Linked DNA regions of Mus musculus: region 2 is linked to region 1. A link is a loop called in an ENCODE intact Hi-C map of the cell type or tissue named here. Cell type or tissue: left cerebral cortex. All regions are shown on one strand. Each heading gives the region's core, and the rest is flanking DNA. Links, peaks and the distances in the headings are about the cores only.

Region 1 (16,192 bases), core at 7,012-12,011:
CCAAGAGCCTCCATCAATAACACTTTTTTTTGAAAGGAAGTTATTGGCCCTCCATGAAAATTTCCTAGTGGAGTTTCCTCAGTAAGATAGGTCACTATTGTCCTGCAGCTGAAAGGGATCTGGGTCAAAGGAACAGGACAGGTTGCTGTTAACCAGGAACATCTTTACCCTCCAAATTGAGTGTGAATTGTCTTGTGATCAGGTTTGATTACTTTAACCATGATGCCAAACTGGTATGATGATCTTTGTAGGTGATGTGCCAGTGGTTGGGGAAAGCAAGTGTCTCAGGCAATGTTTTATTAGTAACTTAGGAAAAAAAAAAAAAAAAAAAAAAAAAACCTCTTGAAATTCAGAATGACAGTTGAGCCAGTAAAAGTTCTCGCCACCAAGCCTGACCACATAAGCTCGATTCCTAGGATCTAGGTAGCATATGGAGAGATTTACCTTACACAAACTGTCTTTGACCTCCACATGTGCACCCCTCCCCCCCACACACACAGACTGTTGCTATTCAATTTGTCTGTATCTTGATTGCAGTAGAAAACTCCCTCCACCTTGTTATGGGTGTGGCTTTGTCAACTTCAGGAAATGGACATGAAAATAGAAGAATTCCTGTCTGGACAATTAAGTAATGTGAGGCATGGGAAAGGCTAGTAGGATATAGAGGAGGATATAGTCAAAGCATTTTATATTTTTACCCATCTTTGAGTAGGTATGATGATTGATGCTAATTGTCACCTTGATGGGATCTAGATTCACCCAAGAGCAAGCCTCCAAGAACACCAAAAGAGATTACAGAAATTAAGGTTAGACTGAGAATATCTGTGAGGGACTTTCTTGAGTATGGAAGTTGATGTGGGCAGATCCATCCTTGTAAATGTAAGCAGGACCACTCCCTGAGCTGTAGATCTGATTCTGCATGGTATACAGTAGAGAAACCCAAATGATCAACAGCATGTATTCATCCGTATCTGTTTCCTAACTGTGAATGTGACATGACCATCTGCTTCAAGCTCCTGCTGCCCTGACTTCCCTGCCAGTATGTCACTACTTTATCCTTGAACTCTTAGTTGAAATAGAGTCTTTATCCTTTGAGTTAATTTTGTTAGGGTATTTTATCACAGCAACATGGAAAGAAACTAAGAAAGTAACCTTGTATAATTAAATAAAAAAATTTCCAGGGCTAGTGAAGCCCAGTGGTATATAGTTGCACAGGATATGTGAAGTCCTAGTTTTGATTCTTAGAGCCATTGGTTTAAACAAAAACTTGCAAAAGATTTCACTATCAGTTGGATACAAACTTCAGAAAGGTACAAGGGGAAAAATGACCTATGCCTCCTCTGTCTGAGGATACAATTTCTGGTATGACAGTGAGGGGTTTTAACAGTTTTTTTTTTTTTATCTTTTTCCTGGGTAGCCACCCATCATCATGCTAATTAATAAATAGCATTTCTTTATTTGGCAGAGATGTTCCACATATTTGATTTGTTCCCTTCATTTTGAAGATGAAGCTATCAGAAATGGTTTGGAAAGATGCTGAGCTATTAGGCAGAGAAGAAAGATGACCTTCATGAAACGGACCTTCCTGTTTCTCTTGCAGGCAGTGGCTTAAATGATGGCCTGTGGCATTCTGTCAGCATCAATGCCAGAAGAAATCGTGTTACTCTCACACTGGATAATGATGCTGCTTCCCCAGCTCCAGACACCTCCCGAATACAGATTTATTCTGGAAAGAGTTACTACTTTGGAGGTAAGTTCCTTAGCCTTGAGACAACAAATAAAGAGGCAGGGAAATTATTCTACCATGTGATTTAGCAATTAGACATCTCTCCCCCATAACCATGCATGCATGCAGGCAGGCATATTCAGGCACCAAATAGTGAGAAATCAAAACCTCATACAACTGTGCAAACGTAAGCTATCTAGGACAGTGCCGAGGGCAAAAGGACACCCAAGGCCTAGGTACTAGATTTGGGTTACATAACTCACCAGAAGTAATTCTTGAAGCCATGCCAAGCTCTTGGTCTCACACTAGAAAGGAGAAACTCAGCTGAAAACTTAGAGAAAAGGAGCTAAGAGTCAGCAAGTACCCACAGGAGAAAAAACTCTAGTGGGAGATACCACCAGTCAGCATGGACATCTTGGCCCCCCACTGCCACTTTACTTTGTGAGCCTCGGATCTCCTTTTCTATGTCTTAAGAGATTTTTCACACCCATGGAGGGTGACAGAGAAAAGTAGAAAGGAGGTAGGGCCTCCAAGAAACAAGGAGGAGCAATTACAATTTCTAAGTTATTGCCTTTTCTACTGTTTGCAACAGTTGCAACACTTCTAGGAACAGAAACAAAAATAAACTCAGGTGGAAAAAGCTTACATGACATTTGCCATGTTTACAAATTCACCCATGCTGAGTATTTTAAACGTATATTTTATTAAAATAGATGTCTAATTCTGTAGTCAGTGATCTATCTTACAGAAGCAACATCTAAAGGTGACTTATTACCTATGGCTGACTGACTTTAAGCTCTTAAGTTACAGTCCCTGAAGTCCTTTTGTAGAACATAGACAACATGATCACTTTCAGAATTACTGGAAAGTATGAACAAGTGCAAAATGCAGGCTTGTTGAAGTTAAATGGAATGCTTACTTAGCACGTAAAAGGTACTTGTCTTCATGCACCCAACCGCATGCACACTAAACTCTCCTATCATGGTTCTCTTACACAATATAGAAAGTGACTCAACCTGGTTCAGATCTTGTAGATGAGAATATGAGCTAGCCTTGACCTAAAGCTTTCTGTTCCTTCCCATGAAGTTACCAGACACAAGTACTGCATAATAGCCTTCACTGGAGAGATAAGAGGAATCCAGGGGCAAAGACACTCATTGCTCAAACCTGAAGACTTGAGTTCTGTCCTTGGAATCTGTACTACGACAAGAGAATGGGCTCCACAATTCTGTCTCTGTCTTCCATATGTTCAGGACAGTACATGCATGCACACACTCTGTCTTGCTCACATGTAGTAATAGAAATAGTAGTCATAGCAATGACACATAAACTATAGTTACCTAGAGTTTGCCATATACTTATCATACACTCTACACTGAGTGCATCCTCAAACCCTGCAGTCTCTTAGCTCTAAAATCTACAAATCACCCCTTTCTTCCTAAGGTTGTGGATCTTGAAATACCAAGATCTTTGCACAGGCACAGAATATATATTAAAGGTCTTTTTGGAAGGGAGCTGTGCAGAACAAGATCAACGCATTTGGATTTTAGCATGAAGAAGGACGATAGTCCTTCACCCACAATGACCATCACATGCCAAGCAATAGCATGTACTTTAGATGATCTTGTGTGTGTATGGTAGATAAAAAGGCTGTTGTTTGGTGAAATAAAATAATCTGTATGGCAAAGTCATAATGATCTTGCTGTGTTAGCCCTGGTGTATTCAGTAGGAAACCAAAGATCCATCCTCAGAGAAGGTAGAAAGCACCAATTGCTGTCGTTGAAATCTAATGCTGCAGTTCTTAGTTCTAATCTCTGTGCATTGGCTGTGGCACATGTGACTCATGCTCATATACACTGTCATTCTAAGATTAATAAAATAATAATCTGTAGGAAGCTCTAGAGACATTGAGTGTATGGTGCAGATTCAAATCTTTGTTCACTGCAGCCAGCCCATAGTGAAAGAAAATGAACAGGAATCAATGCTGAGCAGTGGTCCCAACTGCAAGCTTCATGTTCTAGATTACATAGGGTTTTTCAGCAACGGAGGAAAAAATGAGAGTCAGAAATTTATTCTCAGGCAAAATGGCTTTGAATAATAATGGTACAATAATCTTCTAAAATATCACTGCAGTATAATGGTTCTGCTCCCCTCAGTTAGAATATTGATGAATTCTGAGTGAGTTTTTAGGGTGCTAGACATAGAACATGAAGATTTATCTATGATTTGAACAGTGTTTAAACAAACTCTCCACATGCAGACTGTAAACTTAAGGAACATAAAAAATGAGCTTCCACAATAGTAGTCAACTTCCATAAATTCTCTCTACAGTTTCAATTAGAAGCAGTAGCATCTCTTCATTTTATAGTGTGCCTGTGAGCTGTTAACCAGCTGCCAGGCTTCAGCCCTGCAGTGACTGTCTATCAGAGATGAGTGAAATAATTCCTTGTGTTTATGGCATATTGCCATGTTTTCAAGCTCATATTCCCATGTGCTCTGAACCTATGAAAATTACTGAGATGGAGTTTGTAAGAGCACACATACTCATCTATCTGCTTGGTCTTCACCTGTCTTAATGAGAAGGTTGAGCTGACTGCAGGTGATACTAATGGGTGCAATGCAGTTTTATTTTTTAAAAGAACAATTTTTAAGAGGTGTGGTGGTAACCTTTCTCATGTGCTATTACAGCCTGCAACTATGTGTACTTAAGACCATCATTCTCTTAATGTCTGGATTTGCTTTGCACTGCATGTCAAAAATCCTGCTTGGTTCCTGAGTGTACTTTTCTCAGGAGCTTATCTTGTTAATGCTCCACAATTAACCAAAAATTACTCATCTGCCATCCTTACCAGAGCATAATTTCCTTAGAAAATGTAATTAAGAACTGCATTTTGAACTTAGATGAGTGTTTTGAGATACAACCAGCCTTCCCAAACACTTAAAATATGTGAAGAGTATGCTAAAGATGCCATTCAAAGTAAACACATTTCCAGCAGTGTGTGTGTGTGTGTGTGTGTGTGTGTGTGTGTGTGTGTGTGTGTAGCTGACTTGGTTGGTAGAATGTTTGCCATGCAAGCATGAGAAACTGAGTTTGAATTCCCAGTACCCATATAAAATACTAGGCATGGCATGAAACTACTTGAGTTTCAGTGCTGGTGAGGCTGAGTTAAGCAGGCTCCTGATGTTCACTGACAACCCAGCCTATATAAGTCACAAAGCTTCCATGTAGATGAGTAGCCCATGTCACATAAAGTAAAGTGATAGGTGAAGGCAGAGACCTGGAACTCAAGACCAGCCAGTTTAGGTATATTGGTGAAGCCATGATTCACAAAGAGACCTTATTTCAAAGAATAAAATGGGAAGTGGCAGAGCAAGATGTCTTGATTCCAACCTCTGGCTTCTATATGTAACCACAAAGAATGCTGAATTTTTAGGAATGCACCACTCACACACAGAGACACACACATGCACATATGCACACACACATACACACATACACACATATACACATACACACAGACACACATGCACAGAAATGCGCACACACACCCCTACACTCCCCCCACACACACATTCACACACACAATGGGGATTAAAGTAACTATCTTACCAATAATGTTCCCTTTGGCACCTTTCTCCTTTATAGTAACTGAGCATCCCCATTTTGCATCATTTTTGCATCTCTTCCTGAGTTCCAGTTTACAACACAAGTGTGCCCTGCTATGAATACAGAAGTGCCAAGATAATTAGACCTCAAGGTCTTCCATCAATAGGTTGCCAAATCAATGACCTATCATTTCAGTGCTTTTCATCTTTTCTCTCTGTCCCACAGGGTGCCCTGACAATCTCACCGATTCCCAATGCTTAAACCCCATTAAGGCTTTCCAAGGCTGCATGAGGCTCATCTTTATTGATAACCAGCCCAAGGACCTCATTTCAGTTCAGCAAGGTTCCCTGGGGAGTTTTAGTGATTTACACATTGATCTGTGTAGCATCAAAGACAGGTAATTATTGTCTTGTCTCCTCTGTTCCTCCACCCCTTCCCATTCTCACTGTTCTGAATATGAATTTCTTTAAGCAAAATTCTAATCTGTAGACAGTAGCCACATTAGATATAATTGAGTTGCCTAATAGAAAATATTTCTGAAGGGATTTCAGGCCCATTGAAAATGGTTTAAATTGGTTGAATCTCTCTTCATGTTGACTTGCAGTAAATGGGATATGCAAATTAAATCAAAATACAAATTTGTGAAAGGATTAAAATTTTATGCATAAACAATATTTGGTTTCTTTGAAGTTAAGAGTAAAGCAGAAAGGAGGGAGGAATTTCTCTCCCTAAACCATTTTATTCCTTGCCTGCTGTGGGTATTCTTCCTATAATGTTAACAGCTTCAGGAAGTCTATAGCTAAGTGGCTGGCTGTTGCTCACTGTGAATGTCCTCAATTGGGGATGTCTGGTCCTAGTTGCTACCAACTCCATTCACTGCTTCTCTCATTCTAAAGTGCTCAGACAGTAAACTAGTGAGAACCAATCATTTTATTCTACAACCTAGATATCCAACATGATGCTCATGTTCTAGTGGCAGCTTTCTTGGGATTTGGCTCCTTTTATGGTAGAAGGTTCTAGATTTTAACTCAAAAAGGCCAAATAGAATGGATGCTGAGTTTCAGCAGTATTTTGATGTGCTCCTTCTGTAGCAACTACCTCCTTCATTCTTGTAATTCTGCTTATCCCTTTTAAGATATTAATGAGCAGATGGGTAAATAGGATTTGTTAAGTGGATACCTATGTGTTAGTATTTAAGGTTCTTGGCTACATTAATTAGCCATTGCTATAAACTGATATGTACCCTGATTTGTGAAAAGTGATACTAGTAAGAACATGTTATACCAGTAAGCTCATACCACTTTGAGGAGGAGGGGTGAAATGGGGGAAATCTGGGTATGTGATATATACATATATATATATTGGTTTTTCAAGACGGGGATTCTATGTTTAGCCCTGGCTATCCTGGAACTCACTCTGTAGACCAAGATGGCCTCAAACTCAGAAATCTTCCTGCCTCTGCCTCCCAAGTGCTGGAATTAAAGGCATGCACCACCACTTCTGGCTTGAATTACATCTTAAAGGATGAGTCAAAATCATGTTTGGCCATGTTGAGAGTAGACAGAAGCTGATAGGAGATACTGCCTGGCAAAAGACAGGGCTTGTAAGTATTGCCAAGTTAAAATAATTTGATTTTGCATTTAATATCTCCAGTACTGGGATGCATTTTATAACTAACAGCATATGATAGTGTTTTTGACAATATGTATTTCCTGAGAAGCAAGAAATTGATGACTTTCAATTAGTGTCTTTCAATTGGTGTCTTCCAATCCACCATGTTTTAGGTTCAGTTGACATGATTCAGCCTTTAGGTCAAGCAGGAAAGTCACATGGCTTCCATATAGCTCGGGATGTGGACCTGGAATTATCAGAATGAAGACTTTTGTGCTAGCAGATTTTGGTTTCATATTCTATGTGAGAACTGAGAAGGAACATCATCAGATTTGCTTAGAAACATGAGTTAAGAAAAATATGGTGGCACACACCTTTAATCCCAGCACTTGGGAGGGAGAGGTAGGTGAATTTCTGAGTTAGAGGCCAACCTGGTCTGCAGAGTGAGTTCCAGGACAGCCAGGAGTACACAGAGAAACCCTGTCTTGAAAAATCCCAAAAAAAACAAAAAACAAAACAACAACAACTACAACAAAACCATATTGCCATAGTAAGGGGAGTAAGGGAGATGATTTTTTTCCAGTCCAGGGAGAAATGATGAAAAGCATCAGGTGCCTTTACTGTGGAACTTGGGAAATCAGCCATGTAGCATGCGGTCTTTGCTAATGCTGGCTATGACCACTATAATCACATGGAACATTAGCATGCATTTCTGATACCATTGCAAATGATATTCCCAACACATCACACTGACTTCTTGATCCTTGTGCTTTTTTTTTTTATTTGACCAACTGGAAAAGTGGGTAATAAAATGTGTACATCATTAACATGTGCTAATTTAGAGGTTTCCAAATCAAAGCTATTACAGGAAATGGGTACCATCCCAAGTCTATATTCCTAGCAATGGAGGAACTCCCAAATTCATCATCTGGTGCACCATTTTGTGCTACAGATCAATACAGGGACATTTGTCAAATGGGCTATCTTTGATATCTTCACATACAATTATGGAAGGTCTCATTATTTTTAATTACAAGAAAATCATTGCCATCAGCCCTGCACTTTATTTTTGTGTAATTGTAGTCTTGAGTATTTATATTACATACAATTTTGTTTGGTTTTATTGTATAATATGAAATGTATTTGCTTTAGTGGATAAATGGTATATTTCACTTGAATTGCAGTCATTTTCTTATTGATCTAATTTGCATTTGTTTGAAATCTGGGAGGCAGGTGTTTTCAGAGTTTTGTGTTTTCTTTTAAGTTTTGAAATAAAGATAAATGTCATAAAGGAAGTTTATATACATGTAAACTAGTAACAGCAATAGATACAAGGAGGGAAAATATATGGTATAGATGCACAATAAATAAAGAGTCAATTTGTCAGAGATCAGGCAGGGTAAGAAAAGCCTCAGTGCTTGGGGAAGTAAATGCAGGGGGTCTCTTGAGCTCTCTGCCTATCTCAAAGAGGGATGATTGTTCCATTTGTCATGTATGAATATGTAAGCCAGCTGATATGAACCTGCCTGCTAGGCACAGCAGGGGATCATCCTGTCCCCTGGCTAACAAGACTATGGAGGCCTGAGAGTTTCCCCTTAGACAGCAGATACTAAGAACTCTATGCTTGTATCTATGTCCTTTCTCACCTTCAGAGTGAAGTGGGGCCCACCTATACACTCTGGCTTCTCTTCTTTTGTTTCCAAATATGTTTACAAATTCAAATATCTTAGTGCTAGTCATTTGTGAAGGATAGCAAATATGGGAAGGCCATAGCAGTCTTCAAGAAAAAAGGCACAAAGCTGCAAAATCTTAAAGTACTTTTCAGTGAGCTATTACAGGCCTTGGGAAATGATGTCTAACAAATTTCTAAGCTCAGTTTCCTTTGAGGCATTTAATGTCTACCCTTGAAAAATCACTTATGGCTGGAAAGAAGTCTCCCTGGGTAAGAATGCTTTCTTCAAAAACACAAGGATCTGAGTTAAGATAAGAGCGCACATGTAACAAACTAAACACAGTAACATGTGAGTATCTGTAATCCTAGTGCTATAGGAAATAGAGATGGGAGCTTTCTGCAGCTTTCCAGTTGCCAGCCTAGTTAGAACAATAGCAGTAGCAACAACAACAAAAACATAATTACTTCCAGGTTCAAGAAAAAGAACATCCCTCAAAAGGATAAGGTAGAGAATGATAGAGGAGGATAGCTAACACCCTCTTCCTTCCTTCCACTTGTTCACAGGCATGTGCATACATGCATCTCCCCCATACACAGCAATATTGATAAATTTTATTATGACTGACAAACATTGATTTCTGTGCAGCTTTCTAGAATGCCAGGGAAATTTTGGATACTACAAGTTTCATTCCCTGTGCACTACTCTCATACAGCAATATAATTTAAGGGAGGTCCTTAGATATCATCCAGTCCCAGTCCCAGAAATGGACATCATGTGAAAGCTGCAAAATTAAATATCAAATCAGGGTTTATTGCTCCTGGCCTCTGCAATTGTATCCTAAGTGCATTTCCTTCTAATCCTTGTGAAAATGCAAACCATTTGTGTTTTTCACTCAGTGGAACACATGTAAAACAGTGTATTCAGTTTCCTACAGTTACATATGTCATAAATACAATTTCCTCCTTCTGTATCTTGTTCTTTTTCTCTTACAACATTTTCTTCTAAGAAAAACATGTGTCTCACTCTCTGGTCAGGATTCTTAGCTTCTCAGCTTGAGCGGGGAGAACTACAAACACAGAAGATGGTAAAAACATTATGTTGGATAACCTCCACAGAGTGCTTATACATCCCATCTCATATGTGGGAGTGTGTTAAAAAACAGTGAATAATATAAAAAGACATACATATGTCTGAGCTCTTTTCTAAATTGGAACGCCTTTATGTCAGGTGCCTGGAAAGCCAGGGTAAGGGCAATGCCCACACCATCTGAGCACTTCTCTCTAAGTGAGAAATGCTACAATATGGTGTTCTCCCTTTATGCTTGAAATGGTCTGAAGTAAAACCAGGATCACTCTGCTGCCTTTGTCTTTTTAATTTGTCATATTTTGCCCTGTTTCATGGAGGAAAACAAAAGTGCATTTTATCTAGCAGTTACTGAATAAACATTCTTTAGCTATTACTTCCTTTAACTATCTCCACAATCTTGTAGAAATTAAGTGGTTCTTCAAGTGTGGCTGATGTACAATATCACAGCACACAGTGCAAATTGGTAGAAATGAAATTTCTAGGGCTGTGAGATGGTCCAGTAGTTGAGAGCTCCTGCTGCTCTGGGAGAAGTAGAGAGTTTCATTCCCAGCACCCACATTGGTGGCTCCTAACCACTTGTAATTCTATATACAGTAGATTTGACATCCTCTTCTGGTCTCCATGGGTACCTGCACTCAGATACATACATATAATTTAAAAGCAAAGTAAATTTTAAAGGAGTTAGTTATATCTAGGTGCCAACCTGGGAAGGAGGAGAGGATTTCAGGATGTACTCCTAAAGAACACTCTAAAGAACTCTCACATTTAAGATCTCTGGGGTTGTCACCAATGCTAGGAAAGTTTGCCAACTGCTCATTTAAGGTAAAATATTTAGTGGTCACAGGAGTCATATTCAAGTCCAGTGTTTGTCAATTTCTGAGTCTGTGGAAGGGTGTGGCATCTGTTGCTAAAGTTCAAAAGAAGAGTAAGGGCTTGTGTGGCCAGAGCTAGTAAAGGAGCCTACCTGGGGAATGGGATGAGTTGAGGGACATCATGGAGCATAGACTGGACACTTACTGTGGATGGCGTAAGGTAGGATTAAGAAGATGGGAAGCATTTGAATATCAGTTTGCATGATCAAAAGGCTCCACCGTGTAATTACAGTGCCACACAAGGAATGGAAGTCAAGGCCAGAGGAACTAGCCAGCGCAACAAAATGTTTGCAGTCTGAGTCAAATTAGTAGCTAATCTTTACTTTTCTTTTTTTTTTCCTTCTTTTATTAGATATTTTATTTATTTACATTTCAAATGTTATCCCCTTTCCCTGTTTCCTCCCAGAAAACCCCTATCTCTCTCCCCTCCCCCTGCTTCTATGAGGGTATTCCCCCACCCACCCACTCCTGCCTCCATGCCATGGCAACCCTGGAGCATTGAGCCTTAACAAGACCAAGGGCCTCTCCTCCAATTGATATCCAACATGGCCATCCTCTGCTAAATGTGGCTAGAGCCATGTGTACTCTTTAGTTGCTGGTTTAGTCCCTGGGAGCTCTGAGGGTTCTGATTGGTTGCTATTGTTGTTCTTCCTATGGGGTTATAAACCCTATCAGCTCCTGATCAGGGGACATATGTGTGTGTGTGTTCATGAGTTATATGTATGTTATAATGCAGAATTTCTTCATTTGATTTACTCATCAAGGATTATTTATTCTTGTGTTTTCTTTGGCATGTGTAATCTCTTAAAATGCACTATTTCTTCTAATGCTTTCTGAGAGGCTGAATTGGTAAATTTGATTAAATTTGGTTTTAATGTGGAATATTTTCTATCTTCATCCATAGTGATTGATAGTTGTGCTAGACACAGTAGTTTGGGCTGTATCTGTGGTCTCTTAGAGTTTGTAAGATATCTTTGTATGTGTGTGTGCTATGCTGTGTGTGTGTGTGTGTGTGTGTGTGTGTGTGTGTGTGTATGCATGTATGTACTATGCTCCATGTATGTATATACATATGTGGTATGCTGTGTTTGTATGTATTGGTGTTTTCTGTGTGTGTGTGTTCCTAACTACAGTAGGGATCATCATTAACTACAGTTTTTAGTAATGAGTTTGAGTCACAAAGCAGCAAATTAACTTTTCCAAGGCCATGTAGCCAACATGTAGCAGAACTTAGCATCAAAAACTCTGATGGAGGAGAATTATTGCTATGTTTCTACATGTTCCTCACTCTAATCTGTGGAGAGCAGGAACCCCCAACTCTTTCATAGAAATCTGAAGCAAGAAGTGATGTGTTTGCATGATGCATCAGAAATCACACACTGTAAGAGCTGGAAAAACCATTCAGTTGGTAAACTGGGTGTTGCCAAAGCATGAGGACCTATGCTTGGAATACAGCATCCACATAAAAGTAGAACAGAGTGGTATACTTAAATTCTCAAGATGGAGAGGCAAAGACAAGAGGTTCTCTCTAGTTCTCTGGCCAGTTAGTCTCCCTAAATCAATGGGTTGCAAATTCAGTGAGAAAACTTATCTCAAAATAGAAATAATGTGTAGCATGATTGAAAAAGACCTGTAACATTGATCACTGTCTTCCACATGCTCAATACATATGTGCACATATATCTTCAACCATTTGTGCACACAAAAACCTGAACGGGAGTTACAATCCATGTTTCTTATTGTCATACTTGTAAAAAACATACTAAGACTCAGAACACATTGGGATCTAAGATTTCCTGGAGAGGTCTTGGCGTTACCTAGTTCTCAGGATGACTGTGGAAGGGAGGAACTTAATTAGCCTGGAATAACTCTTCTATGTAGGAAGAGTCTGAAAGACTTTCTCAGTATAGGCACTCCATCTGGAACTCCTCAAGGGAAAAAAAGGAAAGAAAGAAAAAAAGAAAAAGAAAAAAGAAAGAAAGGAAGGAAGAAAAAAAGAAAAGAAAGAAAAACCTGAATCATTCTTGTGCCTTGGTAATAGTTGAGAATGTAGCTGATTGGTGGACACAGTTGAGGACTTCTGTTTTCAGAAACCACTGTAAAAGGTGTTAACAGATATATGGTGCTTATAATTATTTTCATTATTTCTTCTTTTTCATCTCTTCCTCATTCTGCTCCTCATCCTTCTTATTTTTCTTCCTCCTTCCCTTTCCTTTTGAGACAGGATCTCACAATTTGTAAAGGCTGGCCCAGATTTTACACTCTAGTTGAGGTAGGCCTGGAATTAAATTCATAATAATATTTCCACCTTAGCCTACAAAATTCTAGGATTTTAGGCATGAGTTAATATGCCTGGTTAAGAAACATAATTTGACCAAATAATTATGGAAGCAATCCTCTTTCCAAATTGGACAAGGAACATGTTATAAATACATGAAGCATGAGAAGATAATCTGAGATGAAGGCTCCAAGAATAGGACGCTATGTGCTATTATTGTTTCTGTAAATGAAGATGGAGAGGAGTTCAGCCAGCAAAATACTTGCCAGTACAATCATGAGACCTGAGTTGGCATTCCAGAATCCTCTTAAAATTGTCAAATGCAGTTGCATCCTTGATTTACCAGCTCATAAAAGGTGGAGACTTATAGATCTATGAGGCTATTTCACCAAACAGCCTAGCTCACTTGCTGAGTTCTGGGTAAAACTGAGTTCTGCCTTAACAAAATAAGGTGGAATGACAACCAGAAAAATGACCACCAAGGTCCTTCTCCAGCCTCCATGAACACATGTGTAAAGTCATGAATACACAGACACACACAGAAACATACACACACACACCCCAAAACCCAAAAACTCTACTATTTCTCTAACATTAGTGAATTTATATAGTATGGAATTTTAAAGTGATGTGATCTCAAATTATAGACTGTTTCAGATGAAGTAACTGAGCAGAGAATGATTTCCTTAGACACAATTCATCCCCAAACCATGTCCCCACTTCCTTAAATGTGCATTTGTTACTGTAATACAAATGGAGCTGGCTGGCTTTAATTTTGTGTGTTGTTGTCTGTATGTACATGTGCCTATATATAAATGGATGTACAGGTATACGTGTGTTCTGAAGGCCAGTGGCTCATACGTTATCTTTGTCAGTTACAGCACACCTGGTTTTTGAAGACAGATTCTCTCATTGAACCTGAATTTACTTGACTCCTGCAGAATACTTTCCTAGCATACATGGGATTTCCAGAGACAGCCCCTGTACTGTCTAGAAGAACTACAACTGTATCCAAACCCCACCTGCCATATAACTGTTCTTACAACCCACCCAGATATTTCCTTGTTTAACTAAGTGTTGTTTGGTGTCCAGTTGTCATCATTACTTGGACTCTGCTTTAGAAGTTTCTGGATGTCATTATTGCATTCTACTGAATGCAGGTGCTTTGAAACATGTCATAATTTGAACACTTCTGACTTTAACAGCATTTACTCTTGGTGGTTGGAGATGAACCACACACAAATATTGCACATGTAAACATTATCTTTTGGTGCTAGATATAGTATTTACTCAAGATGAAGAATAAACTTAGAAAAATTTCGTATTCACCTAAAACTCTTCATACTAGGGAAGGAAGGACAATCAGTTGGCCCAGATTTGAACATGTAGTAAGGAAAGTAACACACATAACTGAAGTGTCATTGCTTGTAAATATTTTCTACACATTTACAGCATGTTAGAACTAAAGTGGAGCTTAAGGATAGTGGCACTTTGTCACAGCTTGAGCCAGAGTCTGTGATGCTCTTTCCTGTGATACATACCCAACACAACATGACATGTCTTCTAAGAGTTAGGAATCATCCTTTCACCTCTTTCTCATCTTGAAAACTTCCACATAGATAGTGCAAGATTTTTACTCTACTTGAAAACCAAGAATACCTAATAAAAGCACTCCCAGTGCTAGCTGTCACTATTCTGTAACCACTATCTAGCAAGAATATTTTTGTTTTGCAAGGTGATGATAAAATTAGACAAACAAGCCACAGCAATATAAACTATAAATAATACGGTAGAAGGAATCACACTAGCATGTTATCTTTATTACAATCTTATGCTTTAAGAAAATAAATGGAACATGTCTGGAGTATGGAGAGAAGGCAGCTAAAGAGAAAAAAAGAAAGAGACAGTGCTTTTAGAGAATGTTAAGGATGTGACTGCTCTTCACATAATGAGATAGAGGGAGAGTACATTGGAAATCCATGCAGCTCCTGGAAGCCAGATGGGCAACTGTGAAGTTGGCTCGGTTTGCCTGGAGGAATGACAAGCAGTGGCCCTAAAGGGTGCTGACAGGTTTGTGCCCCTGTCTGCTTTTATCTGAAAGTGGAAATACAAAAGAATAGAATTTTTTTCAGCTCATAAATCAAGAGTAGAATTATCTACTCTTTTTTTCCTCATCATTATCAAAAGTACCTCTGTTATTCATTTATTTATTGGCTTTGTCAGATTCCACAATTTTCTGGTCTGAAAAACTCTGCTTCTAACTTTTACCAAATGTAGTTTAGCATCTGGTGTGTGTGTGTGTGTGTGTGTGTGTGTGTGTGTGTGTGTGTGTGTGTCTGTCTGTCTGTCTGTCTGTCTGTCTGTCTAGGAATGCATGCACATGAATGTGCATATATGTGTAGGCCCAAGGTCAGTTCAAAGTTTGTCCCTCAGTTGTTTTTCCTTCATTACTCTTTTGAGACAGGATCTCTTATTAAACTTATTTATAGCATACCAGTTTCATTATGTGCTCAGCCTACAAAGCTCCAGGGATCCTACTGCCTCTTCTTCAGTGATATAATTACAGATACATGCAACCATGTGCAATGTTTACATACGTTCTGAGGATCCAAACCCAGCTCCTCATGACTTTATAACAAGTACTTAACTAACAAATCTACATCCTTAGTTCATAAAATCCCATTTAAAATGATGAAAATAATGATAAAAGAATACAAGAGATGGGTGTTTTTTATCCTCTTCGAAGGTTTTTTTTTTTTTTTTTTTTTTTCCTTATCTTCTTTTCAGTATTTGGTCGAAGTTAGAACACTTAAATATAGTAAAATAAAATAATAGACTGGTTCAATGCTACATACAGCCTACTATCTACTAATTATGTGGCTCAAATCTTTGAGGCACTGTACTGAAATATAAACACAAGCTCATCTCATTTTATAAGGGAAGGAGCTAACATTGAGAGTCGTTAACTGCCTTATCCAGTTACATAGATAGCAAGTATTTTCATTAGAAACTTAACAGGCTCCTGCGATCCTTTGAAACTTCTAAAATGTTTCCCCTTGAAAGTCACACTACACACTGAGTGGGATTTCATGAATCACCTGGATGATACAGGATAGCATCTATACAAAGCTATACTGCACCTGGAACAATGCTTATGTCAGAGGAAGGACTTGCCACATAAAAAGGCTGATAAACTAGACAGTAATAAAGAAAAGCACATGTCTGGAGATAATTGAGCCAAGGATCCAAACAAAAACCTTGCTCATAATAGATGTTTGAAATAATGGCAGCCTATTCTCAGGAAAAAATATCAAACAGGAGACAATAGGACTAGATCAG
Region 2 (16,192 bases), core at 7,417-12,416, 52 kb after region 1:
CTGTAACAGTTGCAGACAATCATCTCAAATAGATTGATGGGTAAAGATTACTGAATTTAAAGATCTATAAGGGCATCTGGCCTCTCGGCAAATATGAGGCTCTGCATCTTCCAATTATTTAAATCACTAGTAGAGAAAGGCCAGTATTGCATAGGTTGGTTCGCCTGGGTATCTGGGGTTCCTGTGATCCTAATGGGAGGGCTATGGTGGTATCTGGTGTCACCTGCATGGCCTGTTACGTAGAAACCTGTCTCCTGATGTGCTGAGGGTTAATTAAGTGTTCCACTCTTACTCCCTCTAGTGCTACCACCACTTCAGCACATCATGCTAGTTGTGAGTTGCAGGAGACAGGTGGCCAGTGCCTGTAGAGGGAAGGAGGAAGGAGAGAAGGAAACCTGCATTCCAGATATTCTGGAAAACATGGTTAGAGTGGGCATGTTGGTTTAGGTTTCTCTTTCTTTAGCTCCAGGATATGTTTCTGATGAAGTAGAGGTTTGATCCAGTTGGGTGGGTTGACTATGAGATCCTTCCAGGTGCTGATGTAGGGCACTTGGTTCAGGTGTCCAGGTTAGCTATAAATGATTTCTTTGACTCTCCAGACAGTGAGGGCATCCGAAGTCCCACCCTCCCACCTGGAGGCAAATCAACCTGGAAGTTCAACAATTCTGAGGATCTACAAAAAGTCCTTAGTTTGTCCTTTCTAACTTCTAGCCCTAAGTCTCTGGCCCTAGTTTTAAAGACTCTAAATTTGTCTAGGAAAACAGTCAGGAGGATTTTCTGAGTCTGTCCCATTGTTCTAAGCTCAAACATAAGGAAATATGTTAGGCAGGACACAAACCACATCTTGGGGAAAAAAAAAAAACAGAAATACTAATACTGATCTATAAGTGCTTAGATACCAAAAGTGAAAGTGAGATGATGGTGGCATGCCATGAAGTGAGCATGGCCCACAACATCTCTCCATAAAAACTAGAGGAAGCCAGTACCCTACTAATGCTAATGGGATCAGGAAGGTCTCTTGGCCCTTGCTGTCTCAGGGGTCCAGTGTGTCCACTCAAAGGCCTTATAAGTCATCCTCCAATTGGTATAGCTGTAGAAGTATCCAAACTTAAGATGCTAGTATAAATAGGACATTTGGTTAAGTAAACATACGTAGAGAACATAAAAGAGAAATAAAACCATTCACTGCTTTAGCAGGACATGAAGCTGAGTTTATTAGTTTGTCAGGAAAGTGGTTGTCAAAGTCATTTTGCAGCAGTGAAGATTTCCTGCTGGCAGCTAATGGAATGATGGAGACCCTGGCAATCATCATCTTGTTCCCGACTCACTGATGCCACTGACATTATGACTAGAAGAGGAAACAAGTACTTTCTATCTACTAACAATTGAGTTCATTACCGCCTGTTGTTTAAATGGGTCATCAGTAGAAAAATAGCTATTTAACATATGCAGACAAGTGATGTCTGAGATCTGAAGCTATCAGATGAAGGGCCCATTCTCCCTAGTGTCACCTTCATAGGTACTTTCTTCTTAATGATATCATTAGGTGATATTCAAAAGATAGAGAGAGCATGGTGGCTAGGGAAATGACTCCAGGAAAAGATTTTTTTGCCACACACAACTAGAAAGATCTGAATTCATATCTCAAACTCCTACATGGAAAGCCATATACTACCACAGGCACCTGAAGCCCCAGGGCTGAGAAGGGGGAAAGAGGAGAGGATTTTAGAGACAGCGAATTGTTGCTGAGTCTTACCATCTAGATCAATTTTAAACTGGTGAACTCCTACTTCAGTGAGACATTGAAGGAAATGAGGCCAATATTTAAAGTGACAGGAAGATACTGGACAGCCTCCACTGGCCTCTGCACATACATATGCACACATACATACATAAATACATACACACACATGCATGTGTGTGTGTGTGTGAGCACACACACACACACACACACACATAGACACAGACACAGGCTTTTCTTTTTGGTTTTTATTTAAAAAATGTAGCATGAAATATGAAGTGTGTTTGAAAAATAACGTGTCTTGTTTCAGTTCTAAACTCTAGTGATAACCTAGTTGAATTGCAGGATGTTATTACATATTGACTCTGTGCTTTTTCTCTTCTGCAATATGGTAGTAGCAACAACAGACATGATTCTTTTGTAATGAGAGGGTAAATTTCATGTATAAGATTGTTGGCATACTGTCATTTAAGCAGATAATACAAACTTCATTTTTATGTTTGAAAGTTTATTGTTTATTTTTAGATTTTTTGGTATATTTATGTATATTTGTATTTGTCTGTGTGTGGATGTGTGCCTGTTTAAGTGCAGGTACCATCAGAAACCAAGCTAAAGCATTAGGATCAATGGAACTGGAGTTTCAGATTCTTGTGAGTTGCCTAGAGTACATGGTCTTCTGGAAGAGCAAGAGTGTCTTTAAATGTGGAGTCACTGCTAGTTTATATTTTTTATCTGTGAAACTGGAGCTTGAAACAGCCTGCTACACATTAAGGTAGTGCTATCAAACTGAGACATAGTTCTAACCTGAGTTTGCATAGCTTGTCTCTTCTGCCTCTGCTCTCCTACATTTCTACTCTCCACATTTTGTGATTCCTTGTATATCTCCTCATATTGGTATTCTCAAAACTGTCTTGTACCTGCTGTAACCTGTATCTTTCTCCTGAGGTGGAAGAGTGTTTGCTCTTGGGAGATCAACCTCTTTCATTCTTTCTTTCTTTTTTTTTCCAGTTATATTTGGGTCTCCAACAATTCTATTACAGAGAACCTTCCATTGAAGCTCTCCTCACAGAGTTTCCAGGAGTCATCAAATGGAGATGATCACTTTTATAAGTTGGAGACTTATTTTTAAATTATCTGCTTGTGAATGTGTCCACACATGTAAGGGAAGGTGCCTGTGGAGGCCAGAGAAATGTGTTAGATTTCTGTCAGCTTGAATTACAGGCATTTGTGAGCAAATCAGCATGGGTGATGGGAACTGAATTGGTGTCCTCTGCAAGAACAGTACACCCTCTTAATCTTTGAGCTATCTCTCCTGTTCTCATTGTTTTCCCCTACAGTCACACTGCTGTCTGCAACATGAAATGTGTTTAGGTAAAATGGACAGTTATTGAACTTGCTGGAGTTAGAAATTGCTTATGAAGTATTTATCAGAAGGAAGAATTTCTGTTATTTTTATTAATTAGTATAGAGTCTGCTTTTTATTATAATGTAATAATCACTGTAGCTGACTTCCATGTCACTCATCATTGTTGATCTTACACTTTGTCTTATCTGGAATTACAATAGCATTCCACTGCCATTTATTTTCGTTCAACTCATGTTCCTCTAAATATTTTCTATCTTAAGATCACTCATTTCTGCAATGCATATTTATATAAGTCAGGTAAATATAAGTGTTGATGCTGGGCCCAAACTTAGACTAAACCTTGTGTATGACATTCAAGAAATTCAAGACTTGATTTGTAAGTGAAAGGATTCGAAATAGGAATGTGGAGGAAAGAACTATAATGCACAGCATAAAGAGTATAACTGTATGCATAGATAAATAAAAGTGAATAAACATATGGGCTATATTTAGATATTCAGCAAAGATCAAGCACTAGACAGGAAGAGAGTGCATTTGTGGTAAGATCTGCACAGTCCGAGATTATAAGGAATGGTTAAGAATCCAGAGGACATGAACCTGGACAGAATGAGTAGGAAAGAGGAGGGCTGACCTGAATCATTTAGAGTTATTACTGAAGAGCATGAAAGCTGATAGATACCACTGATACCAGTCAGATTGCAGGAAGGGAACAGCTAACAGAAAGGTGTACTAAGCAACATACTGTGAAATGTTGACATAGGTCGTTATAGGAACTGATTAGGCATGTCTCATATCTAAAGGACATGTAGTCGGGAAAGGAGGCTGCATATCCAGGACAGGATGTTAAGCTATTTTCTACCAGTGCAGTGTGACTGTGTGCATGTCTGTGTGTGTGCCTGTGTGTACATGTGAGTGCATGTGTGTGAGTGTATTCATACAAGAGTGAATTGGGTATATGCATGTATGTGTGAAAGTATGTTATTATGTGTGCATGCATATGTGTGCTTGTGAATATTTATATGTGCATATAATTGAATGGCTGTTCCTATATAACTGCATGTGCATGCATGTGTACAAGAGTGTACATGCATTTGTCTGTCCATATGCACATGTGTGGTCACATCTGCATATGTGTTAGTGTGCATGTGTGTTAGTATGCGTTATGGGTATATGAGTGCCTGTGTGAATATGAGTGTGTGAGTTTTATGTAAGTTTCATTGTGTGTGTGTGTGTGTGTGTGTGTGTGTGTGTGTGTGTGTGTGTTTGGGTACAAGTGTGGATATGTGTTTGCCTGTGTTCACATATGTGTATGTCTCTGTGTGGATTCATGTGTAAGGGTAAATATGTGTGTACTTGTTTGTGTGAATGTTTGCATCTCTCTCTCTCTCTCTCTCTCTCTCTCTCTCTGTGTGTGTGTGTGTGTGTGTGTGTGTGTGTGTGTCAGAGGACAACAGTGTGTCCTCCCAGGAGCGGTCCATAATTTTTTAATAGGGATCCTCCTTTGGCAGAACTGACTACTTGGGCTAGGCTGGCTCACCAATGAGACCCTCACTGTCTCTGCCTCTAACACACTACGATTACAAACTTATGCAACCATATTCAGCCTTAAGGTGTGTTCTGGAGACACACCTTCATAATTCTTGGCAAACAGTTTACTGACTGAACCTTCTCTGAGCTCCTAGGCAATATTTCTTTCAAGGAAGACTCAGCTCTACTTCAGGCTTTTCTGATGATTGCAGACAGCCCACCCAGAATTCCCACATAGCCTCACTTAAATAAAATCAGATTCTCATGGATTTTAATCTTATCTACACAAACCCTTTACAGCAGCACTAAGATCAGTGATTCACTAGATAACTGGGTGCAGTATTCTTGCCATGTTGATACATGAGACTCACCCTCACAGTCATATATATCACCTTGAACCTGTCTTTCTACACAGCCATATTCAGCTATGCTTCTGCCAAGTGTGGCACACTGCAGCTTAACATGTCTTGGCTATTATGTTTACAACCATGTCACTTATGCTTGCCCCACCCTTTGATCATGTTGCATTTGATTAAGTTGCAAGTATACTATATCTCATGTAAACAAATCTCAATTCTCTGTCTCTTTTCCTTGATTTAAAATTGATGTAGTAAGGTCTGGGCAGATGGCTGAGTTGCTGAAGTGATTGCTGCAAAAGCAGGAGACTGAGTTGATCTTTCAAATTCTTATACAAAGACAGAAATGATAGCATGTGCTTGAAAGCATAGCACTGTACAAACCATTAGCTGATACACACTGTTCCTCCTCACAAATCAACTATGTCAAGTAGTTTTGTTATAGTGACATAAGACTAGCACAAGATGAGAACTTCATTCAAACATCACTCAATAATAACATTTCTCTTAATGATTCCCTTTAAAGATGGATAGTGTTGGTGGGGTGGGGGTGTGTTTAGTGTGATATTGGACATTTTATTCAGGATAATTTACCAAGTGTTCACCCCAAGGAAACATCTTTTCTGGGTCATGTGGCATATGCTATTGTTTTTACTTGTAGACATAAGAGACAACCTAAAGTCTGATATGTGAGTGTACTCCTGTATTACAGCACTCATTCTGCAGATGGTCTCAGGGTCCCAGTATTACCTAGAGAGAGAACATTGCTGGACACATAGGGAAGATCAAGAACCTTGCCCACTTCCTGGTAGTTGGTTCCTGCCGGGGTCCCTTTGTACTATCCTGATAACTAGTTATCTAGCAGAGTCTTGAATCTCAGGTTAGGGAGGGAAAGAATGACTCCATTTCCAGACTAAACTCAGGAAAAGCTGATATCTGGACTCTTTCTAAGATAATGTGGAGCACATATGTCCCAGTGCCTCAGGCCTTGTTCTTGTTTAGGGTCCCTGATCTCCAAATGTAGGTCCTAACCCACCCCACAGTTCTCATGATGGCTGAAAGAACTCTGGTCAAATAGAGAGCTACAAGCATGGCTTTGGCAGGCCTTACTTTTCTCCCCAAATGCCCTCTTGCTTGCTAAAAACCATTACATTACATTCCTGAAGCTATCCTGCAAAGTATATTTCTATATTTGCCCAGTCTCTCCTCCTGAAGCTGACTACCAAGGTTCAATTATCAATGCATTAAAATCCACCAATTAAAATCCCCCTCAGGCTTACCTAATTAACATGCTAAATTAAAGCTAAACACTTCATCCTAATATGGGATTTCCTTATACCTTTATAAACCACCATTTTCCTGTGTGTCTGTCTCTTCTCTCTCCAGAGACAGTCCTTTGTTCTCCTTCCTGCCTTATTAGACAAATACTCCTTACCTCTCTTCTTTGTTTCTATCCCTTCCTCCTCTATCTCCTGTCTTTGTCTCTTAATCCCTGCCCTCTATCCCTCTGGGGAAAATAAATTACTTTTGTGCTGACAACTTGTCTTTGGGGTTCTGAGCCAATAATTTTCCACACATAACCATGTAGTCCATTCTGTAAGCTAACAGTCTCAAACAATAGGGGCCCCAGGGAAAAGTATCTGTAAGTTTCCTGCACAAAAATCCATGATATATGTATATACACATAAATATGTATGTGTTTGTATATCTATACACATATATGCATATGTATATATGCTCCACAGAATAATTTCTGTACACTTTAACAAACATTTGATTAATTTTTTAAAAAACACACTCAGGGTTTTATGTTGGATAACAGTGATATACCACTGAACTGAGTCTTCAGCCTATTAGCATTTGTTTGTTTGTTTCCTTTTTTAAACAGCTATTCTCAAGAAAGTTTGCATCTCAATTACTTGTTTTGGGTAAAATCTTCTTGTGTTTGGAAGTCTGGTCTTAAACTCCTAAAATTGATTGATTGCGCCCACTGTCACACGAATAGTTAGCTGCCACTATACACATGTTCCAGCCCCTGTATTTTTTTTCAGTGTAAATATTACAATTTGGAGGTGTTATAAATACAAACATGAGATAAGTCATGTGAATGCCCATCCCCCATTTCTAGTTCTGTCTTCTGTCTACATTTACCATTGGCCACTAGAAGGAAGCTCTCATTATTGTACAGACACAAACAGACATGCAAGTATATACCATACATACTATTTTGTAGTTTTGATTTTACCACTCCTTAATCTGTCTTACCTAGCCCAGAGCTTTTCTTTATTTACTCATTTATCAATTTTTAAAAATTCCGTTGTAAATTTGTACCACAGTTCATTTCATGAAATTCTAGTCAGTGGGCTTTTCAGAGAGATATTATCTTGGAATTTCAATGAATAAGCTTGAACATTATGACATATGTTGCTTCATACACTTGAAATTATATCTGTATGTGTAAAAATTTCCAGCAAAGTGCTTAACAGATAAAGGGATTTATGTGATTTTGCTACGTACTGCCAAATTGTCATCTACAGACCTGAAGGCAATTTCACTCCTACTAACAGTATCTTGTTCATAGATTCTCAAAGTAAGTTGTCATCTGTTGGAATTTTGGGCAATTTGAACTATTTCTTGAGAAAATAGAAACCATTTAAGGGTAATATTAGTATGTAATTTTAGAGCTCTGTGGATGCTCATATCTTTTTGTCCCAGTTTCTACTTTACACTATGCCTAATGCTAGCATTTGATCATGGTGTTAGAAGAAGTGCAGACTCTCTTTCTCTCTGACACTGTCTCTGTCTCTCTGTCTCTCTCATTCTCTATCTGTCTCTATCTCTCCCTTTCACCCAGTGTGTTTGTGTGTGTGTGTGTGTGTGTGTGTGTGTGTGTGTGTATTCGTCCATCTCTTATCTCTACATCTGCGGGTAGGAACTGAACCTGCAGATGTCTATCTTTGTGGATATGTGGATACCGTTATATTGTAGATCTATGATCTGTTTAACTAGGAATATGCCATCAGAAAAAAATGTATTCTCAATCCATTTTATTACAGCATGGATTCAATACAGTGGTTTTATACAAACCTAGGCTTTTTACATTGCCTATCAAAATGGTATAGACTCAAAATGTACAACCTTTTGTCATCACAGCATGATATTTGCATTTACAAATGTGTTGAGACAGTTTATAACTTAACTGGCACGCATGTTGCCTGTAGACTTGGTTATGTCTAGGTCACAAAACCCTGCAGCATTTACTGTACAGAATACTGCAGGAAACCAACACAACAGTGGATATTTCTATATCAAAATCTTGAACCTCTCTATAAAAAAAAAACAAACAAAAAAAACAAGGTGGGTTCTTGTGATGACCTTGAAGTCAAGGTGATTAGTGTGCAAGCATGAAGACAGTGGTAGGAAGGAAATAGCAGCCAGCCTGTTACTTCAGTTATGGAAAGTAGAGATTGAGAATTACAGGACCAATCTGGCTAGAAGACTGACTATCTTAATCTGTGTGCTCTGGATTTGATTGAGATTCTACCTCAAAAAAAAAAAAAAAAGTGGGCGAATGCCTGAATATTTTTTAGTTGTATTATGCTTTTATTTAACTATTATCATGAATCTAATTCATTGTGGTCTAACATGTTGTACAGTATACAAGTGTATGTGTGTGTATAAAACTATTATTGTTATTATTATAAGCTAGGATCTGTTCTTACAGAAATTTAAGAAATGTGCATGAGGACTTCTTGGGAGTCAGCAGAGGCTCCCAGGTTGGTGGGTTAACTGGGTGGCCTGTGGTAAATTTTATGCCTGGAGACGCAAAGGCAGCCAGGATATCAGTCACTAGCAATGTAGGACAGCCAAGTCCCCTTTAAACTTTTTCACTTTTTTAGGATTCTCTGAAACACTTTAGTTTTCTTCTTTCTTACCAGCAAAGATTATTTTAGGTTTCATAACAGTAAATAAAAATCACGATGAGATGGGAATAAAAGCCAAGCAGAAAAATAAAGGAAAGCAAAAGTTGAAATTTCTCTATAAGACTATCAAATCTCATTTTTCTTCTGCACACTTGTACATACGTTTGCACACACACACACCAGAGATTTTCAAAACACTGTTTTGCAGGAAGGACTACACTATGTTTTAAATTTAGAATTCAGTCTGGACATAAATGCCCTGTGGAATACTCACTGAGGTATTTTGGCAATAGAACTTCTAATCCTCCCTAAAAGCTTGCTTAGGGTCCATTGGTGAAACACTTCTCTCAAATATCATGGGTCTTGTATAGCTGACAGTCACTTGTTTTTCATTCAAAGTGTTTTCTTTCCAGGATACAAGCTAGGAATTTGTCAATCTGTACTAGAAGACATAAATTCTTTATTGTATATAAATGAAGCATAGATCCATTTGTGCTATATCTGTAGCTCATCTGTAGCTCTTGTGTAGAAAACGTGAGACTCGCTAACAATGATGACACAGAAAAACCCTGTGTAAATAGGATGGATGCCCTCTGAGAACTTCTCAGAAATTCTTCATATTTACTTTGTCATGTTGAGGTCCATTTGCAAACCTAAGAGCATGGTACAATTATGTGTGTTAGGCGGTGGTGGGGGTATTTATTTCCAGAATTTATAGGACAGAATGTGGAGTTTACAGTCAGAGTCAGGATCATTCTCAAATATAGCCTCAACCAGTTGGACAACTTAGAGCAAAGTTTTATATTACATGAGCTCATTTGCAATATCCGGGAATAGATAGGCTTGGTAGCCAGCTGTTCCCTGTTTAGTCTCTGAGTCATTTAGCTAAAGTTTAAGGACAAGTGTTTTAGGGAAAGTAGGGTGAGAAGCTGAACAGGAGTGTAGCACATGAAGATCTCTGTTATCTTTCAACTTTGTTTTATTTTTACAAAAAGCATTACAAATCAAAACCCCATGTTATCCTGTACTTGATAGACAACTTATGAGATAAAATTTCAGTTCTAGAATAATTCAAGCTTACAAATTATACTCATATCTCACAGTGATCATACTGTTCCAGATAGGTCTGTAACGACTCGGTCATCTTTTATCTTATTACTTCATCCCACCTTCCCTGTAGGTAATCAAGAAGCTCTAGTCAATCAACAGAGGGTGACTATATTGACAATCTCCAGTTGTGAATTTTAAAGGTCATGCCTAGAATGGAGCATGTGTCCCAGTCCATTTCTACTTAGAATACTGGCATACTTACTTTTAGTAAGCCACATAATTTATGCTTTCCTTGGGGCCTTCTTCTGTGTGGTGGTTATCCTTAATTGTAAATTTGACACAACCAACTGCCCATAGGGAAGACTGTTTTAGTGAGGAGTTACCTAATTTGTGCTGCCCTGTGGAAATGTCTGTCAGAGATGGGTTAATTTAATTGATGTGGTAAAATACAGGCTAGTCTGGGTAGCAAAATTCCTAGGCTAGGAATTTAAAAGTGAAGAAATGAAGCAGAGCACAAGCAGACAAGCAAGCAGCATGGTTGCATCCATTCCTCTCTGCTCTTGACTTTGAATGTGATCAGCTGCTTCAAGCCATTGCTCCAGTGACCCCTCTATGATGGACTGTAACTTAGAATACTAGGGCAATAAACTCTTTTCTTACAAAGTTGCTTTTTGTTAGGATATTTTATTAGATGAAATAAAATGTACTGGAATATCCTGTGTGGTTCATGATTGCTTGCCTACCCAGGACACATACATTCTTTTCTAGCTCAGCTCTAACCCCTCTAAGAGCACTTTCTGCAGAGCACACTCAGGAAACTTGCATGGAAAAGAAATAAAAAATAAAAGGTTCTGACTATAATCTAACAGAGGATACTGAACTTGAAGTGAATAAAAAGATTGGAAATAGTTGCTTAGCATCTCTTCATAAAACAACAGAAAGGTAAGATAAAAAAGCAGGTTTATAAAACTGGGCTAATAAAATTCCTAGGTAAGTACAAAGCTTGTTTTGCAGCATAAAGATCTATGTTTGGCATCTAGAAATTTGTAAATAGTTTTGTTGTGCCCTTGGGAGATCAGTGTTTGGGAAACAGAGACAGGAGGATACCTTGGATTTACTGTTGAGTCAGTTAGGCTAAATAATGAAAGTCTTCCATCACAAAAAAATAAAAATAAAAATATATTAAATTAAAATAAAAAAACTGAATGATATCTGAATAATGAGATTGTCTTCTGGTCTCCATATATTCATGCACACTTCTGCATGCACACATTTGTACATGCACTCATAGAAATCTATACCACATGTATGAAAATTTTCACATAGACAAATGTGAAAACACTCACCTATACATATGAATTTATAGCAAGCATTCCATAAATTTTATACAAAACTTCCTAGTCAACCCAGGTGTAGTATTAAAGGGCTACCGTCTGAGGTCTCAAGAGTCTTGATCGGGAGTATTTTCAGTTTAGCTTGAGCTACAAAGCAAGACCATGACTCTAAAAAATCAACAAGTAAAACCAAGAGCAACAAAAATGTAATTAATTTTCTATTTTATATCCCGTGACCTCTGTTATTAAGGTAATTACCATTGATCTGTAACTCAAGATTTTAATCTATGAAACAGAGAATGAACCAAGCAAAAGGCAATGTGTTGTTTGCTTCTGAGTGAACAGCTTGTGTGGAAGTTATGTGAAGGGGAAGACTAGAGTCCTTTCTCTATAGTGATCCCTCAAGGCTTGTGGTGGAGGGTTTCTCATTGTATGTCACATCTAACGGAAGTGGCATGGTCTTCGGTCAGCTTTCTCACTGCATGCTGATTATAACACCATTGTGAGGTCATTGAGTAAGCTCTGTCCTTTCATTTCTAGAAGTGATCTGCAAGTTGAATGACTTATTGAGCAATGATGGATCTGTTCTCAGCACCAAGTATTCTTTATTAGTGAGACGCATTCCCTCTAAGGTGACAGGAATCACATGACTCTGGTTGTTTGCGGGGCAGTGGGTGTGGAGGAATAAAGGGAGTAGGAGAAAACCCACATCCTGCCAGAGTTCTGGTGCTCTGGGCAGGGGGACACAGGACTGCCGCATGTGTTCCACTTGGCCCCGGGTGGGTGTCTGGCTGTGTGAAGTCAATGGTCCTAGATCAGCAGGTGATGGACAATCCTAGGTACCAGGTTCTCAGCCTTGGGCATCCCAGACACCTCTGGACATCAAGGAAGAACAAAGAACTGAATGGGGGTCCTTGGGGCGGCTCAGTCAGCCCCAGGGGCCAAAGGGAGGAGAGGGCAGCTGGGAGAGGGGCACTGAGTGGTTCCCACATGGGCGAGAGTTTGTGGCTGGAGTGCAGGAAGGCCTTCTAGTGGGAGGTTAGACACAGCTTGATAGGAGAAAGCCTATCCCATCGTTCAAACACAGCAGGCCTTGATGAACAAAGACAGTCTATGGTTTCAGAGCTTTATTGTTGAAAGACAGGGGGAAGGAGAGAAGATAGAAAGAGAGAGTCTGGCCATGGACAAGTGGAGGGGAGAGGGAGGGAAGGTGGCTAGAGATGAAAGTAAGAAATGTGAGAGCTTAAAGAGAGCAAGGAGGGGTAAAGCAGCTTCTTTTATAGTGGGCTGGGCTATCAGGTAACTGTGGAGAGGAGCATACCTGGCTATAGTCAGGTAACTGGAAGTGGAGTCTAGTCAGAATGCCAGAAGCTTGGGATATTGTCTGTGTGACTGATAGTATCACAACTCTCCTGTAGGGACTGGGGGGCTGTAACTTTGACAGGAGAGAGTGGTCCAGGAGACATGATCGAACACCTTCAGTCCCACATAGTTGGGAATCATCACCCATTGAATGCCCCGGATTTCAAGACCTATGCTCAACTGGAGACCAGGGTGTCTGTGAGCAGCCCACTGCCCCACAGTTGTTGAGAGGCAGTGAGCTGACATGGAAGCCAGCTTAGGCAAAATCAGACGAAGCTAGGAGCAGGTACTGGCCTGAATGAAGACAGTAGAACTCTTTCTCTCTGACTTTTATATTTATTTCCTTCTAATGTTTTTACTTTTAAAATTCTTGTTTTTTTTTTTGTGTGTGTGTGTGTGTGTGTGTGTGTGTGTGTGTCAGTGTGTGTGTGTGAGAGAGATATATGTGCAGCTGTATGTGAAAGTATGCACATACATGCTCACATGCACTAGCTAGAATATGGCTTTAGGTGTCCTGGCTGTCAATGTCTACTTTCTCTTTGAGAACCTGAGTCTGGAGCTAGGACAGAAATCCTTTTTTCTCTTTTCCCCATAGTGTTTGTGACACTAGATGATAGGAAGGTATCTTAATCTTTTATATGGGTGCTGAGAAAATTAGGGTTCTTATGTTAGCATAGGTTACACTTACCCCAAGCCATATCTGTAGCTTCAAGGTTTGGCTTTTCTAATGTATAAATGAATATTAATAAATGTATATACATCTAACGCATGAAGTGGATATTTATGTAGCATGGTGATGACTTGTGTGTGTGGTTACTATGCTGTTCTTCCCTGTAGTTCTTTCCAAAGTTGAAACTCCATAGATCTGTAGTGAGTGGGTAATCCTGTATGTAACATTCCTAAGCTGTATCCGGTACACTATATATATATAGTATTAATGGTAGGCATTATACAAAGCATTATACAAATTATACAAAGCAGTGAGGTGGGTTTCACAAGGTGACCATTCCGTCAGTAGTAATGTAATTCCTAACTTTATATCTGCAGCTCCATGAAGAAGTAGCATTATTGCCCATTTTTCTCTGCTAATTTAAGACAGTCTTCTCCTTCCTTATATTTTGGTGCCTTGTGGTCTGAACTTATGCAGAAAGTTTTTGTGAATTGTATTTTACTTTTTGAGACAGGGTCTCATGTAGCCTCAGGCTGCCCTCAAGCTTGCTACATATCTAAAAATGGTGTTAAACTTCTGATCCTCTGCGTCTATCTCCCAGTGCTGTTATTATAGGTAATTAACATAATGCTAGTTTAAGCGGTTCTGGGAATGGAAGCCATGGCTGTGCACATGCAAACCAGGTACTCTTCTTATTGAGCCACATTTCTATTACTCCCTGTATAAGTTTGAAATGAATGTGTGGATGAAAATTGTAGCTACATATAAGAGACTTCTTTGTTATTGTAATTTTGCATTAACATACAAAAAAAGGAGTGTATCATTTTTATTGTTTACCTTGATGTCTGATTTCAGAATGATGAGATGTGAAAATATAAAGTCCTTCATTAGTTCTAAAGGAGTCAATATTAAGTTATAGAGTGCTTAAAGTATTCCTGCGTCATGTTTAGTACTCATTTTTAATTGCATATTTCATTTTATGAAATAAGATCTGTTTTCTAGGCTTGAAAATACTATTAGGCTCAAGCAATTCTCCTGCCTCAGCCTCCTAAGTCACTGGAACTACCTGGGTATCCAGTCAAACTTCTTTTTATAAAGATTTACACTTGCAAGTGGGAAGAAAAACATATGTGTGAAGGTGTGGAGGTCAGAAGTCAAACTAGTGTTGTTGGTTTTTTTCCTTAGAAGATGTCCACATAGTTTTTCAAGGCAGGGTCTCTCACTAGGACTTGGAGTACATCATTTGACTTGGCTGCCTGCCATCAAGTCCAAGGGATCTTCCTACATCTAACACCTCACTGTAGGATTACAGTCATGCATCAAACCCCAAATTTTGGCATCACTTTCTAAAAAAAAGCCACAGTTGCTCTTTCTGGCTCTCTTCACCTTCTACCCAGTGGCCCTGCTTATGTTTCTGACATTGAGGAGGCACATTTGCCAAATATCTGTGAGACCCTAGCATGTGCTGACCCCATAACAAATGGCAACCAGTAGATAAAGCAAATCAAACTACTTTGGTAACATATGTTCTCCATACCATACAGCAAAGCAGCAATGAAAAGTAGGACAGTAGTGGCTCAGTACTACAGCTTGTTTAACATCTTTAACACGAGAAAATCAGTATTAGAGAGAAAAGGGGAAAGGGCCTACTTCTGTAGACTGACAGAAAGAAAATATTTAAGAAGAAAATAATTTATCAAGGCTCTCTTTTTAAAATGGTTTTCTTAGGTGTCATATCTGCACTGATGAGAGATGCCTTGGGAGAATGGAGGACAGAGTTCCTCATGGCTGCTTCTCTGTAAATTACAGTCCCTGGAAACACAAAGTTTAAGATGACAAAAGGATGAGAAAACTAAGATAGGCATAGCATCTGGCAATAGTTGGGACTTACTGTCATTAGGGGATGCTGCATGATCTTCAGCACCTGGGACATAAAAGCAACAATCTGTGGCCTGCCACCCTTTATCAGTGTTATTTGTGTGTATGCATACCTATGCACGTTTCTTTGTATATGGATACAAATGCATATGTATGTATGTAGCGGACAAAGCATAAACTCAAGTTTTGTTCTTCAAGATACGTCTATATGTATTGCTATTTTATTTTGAATCAGGTTCCCTTGTTATCCTGGAACTCACCAAATAGGTTGGTCACAAAACTTCAGGGATTGGCCTTCTTGCTGTTACATTTGTAAACCAACACTTTCTGTTTGCTTGCTTATTTGTTTGTTTTATGTGAATTTTGGAAATCATCCTGGAGTCCTTATGCTTGCAAGGCAGCATCACTATAAGCCAGGCTCTGTTGACTGCTTCCCCTCCATTATACTGTGATTCTGTTGTGTTTTTGTTCATTTGAAATAATTCTTCATTAAGTTATTGAAGAGGAAAATGGAATTGCTTTGTAAATTTTAAATAACTTTTACTTATTTTTATGTGTGTATATGTGCATGTGTTTGTGTTGGGGTGAGGGAGGGCGTCTACTTGTCTGTATGTGTACCATGTATTCATGAGTACCTATAAAGTCCAGAAGAGTGTCAGACACTCTGGCACTGGAGACAAGGATCATTGCAAGCTGTGCATTGTGAATACTGGGAACCAAACCTAGGACCTCTGCACAGCCGTGCATGCTCTCAGTAGCTGTGCCTTCCTTCCAGTCCAAACTGAATCTTTTCTGAGGAACTTTTCAGTGCAGTGTTTTTAGTCTGATGTCACCTTGGAAATTGTGATTTTTTTTTTCCAGAATGCTGTCAAACTTGGTGGCTGCCAATTAAAGTGCGCAGAGGAACACTGTCATTGGAACAATGTCCACTGACATTCATCTCAGAGCAGCACCAACATAAAGTACATTTACATTCACACTACCA

The links. Hi-C counts contacts between places; a loop is a spot of excess contacts. Peaks named below come from ENCODE experiments on the same cell type or tissue, not always from the same donor. Only the 100,000 strongest peaks of a DNase experiment are listed, where the experiment ranks them.
Region 2: it touches region 1 in a loop (11-fold over the local background); 2 of 42 quality-filtered maps call a loop at or near these places.

What each region holds. Positions count from the first base shown.
Region 1 is chr1:116,182,706-116,198,897 of GRCm38, forward strand. Cntnap5a (contactin associated protein-like 5A) reads left to right here. Exons shown (of 24, transcript NM_001371013.1): 9 at 1,601-1,750; 10 at 5,559-5,730. Among named protein-coding and RNA genes, the nearest start is that of Cntnap5a, 510 kb to the left of the region's middle. In left cerebral cortex, for the core only: no CTCF peak of the experiment used is centred there; a DNase peak (open chromatin) is centred at 9,779.
Region 2 is chr1:116,234,294-116,250,485 of GRCm38, forward strand. The region is part of intron 11 of Cntnap5a (contactin associated protein-like 5A); the gene reads left to right. Among named protein-coding and RNA genes, the nearest start is that of Cntnap5a, 560 kb to the left of the region's middle. In left cerebral cortex, for the core only: no CTCF peak of the experiment used is centred there; a DNase peak (open chromatin) is centred at 9,745.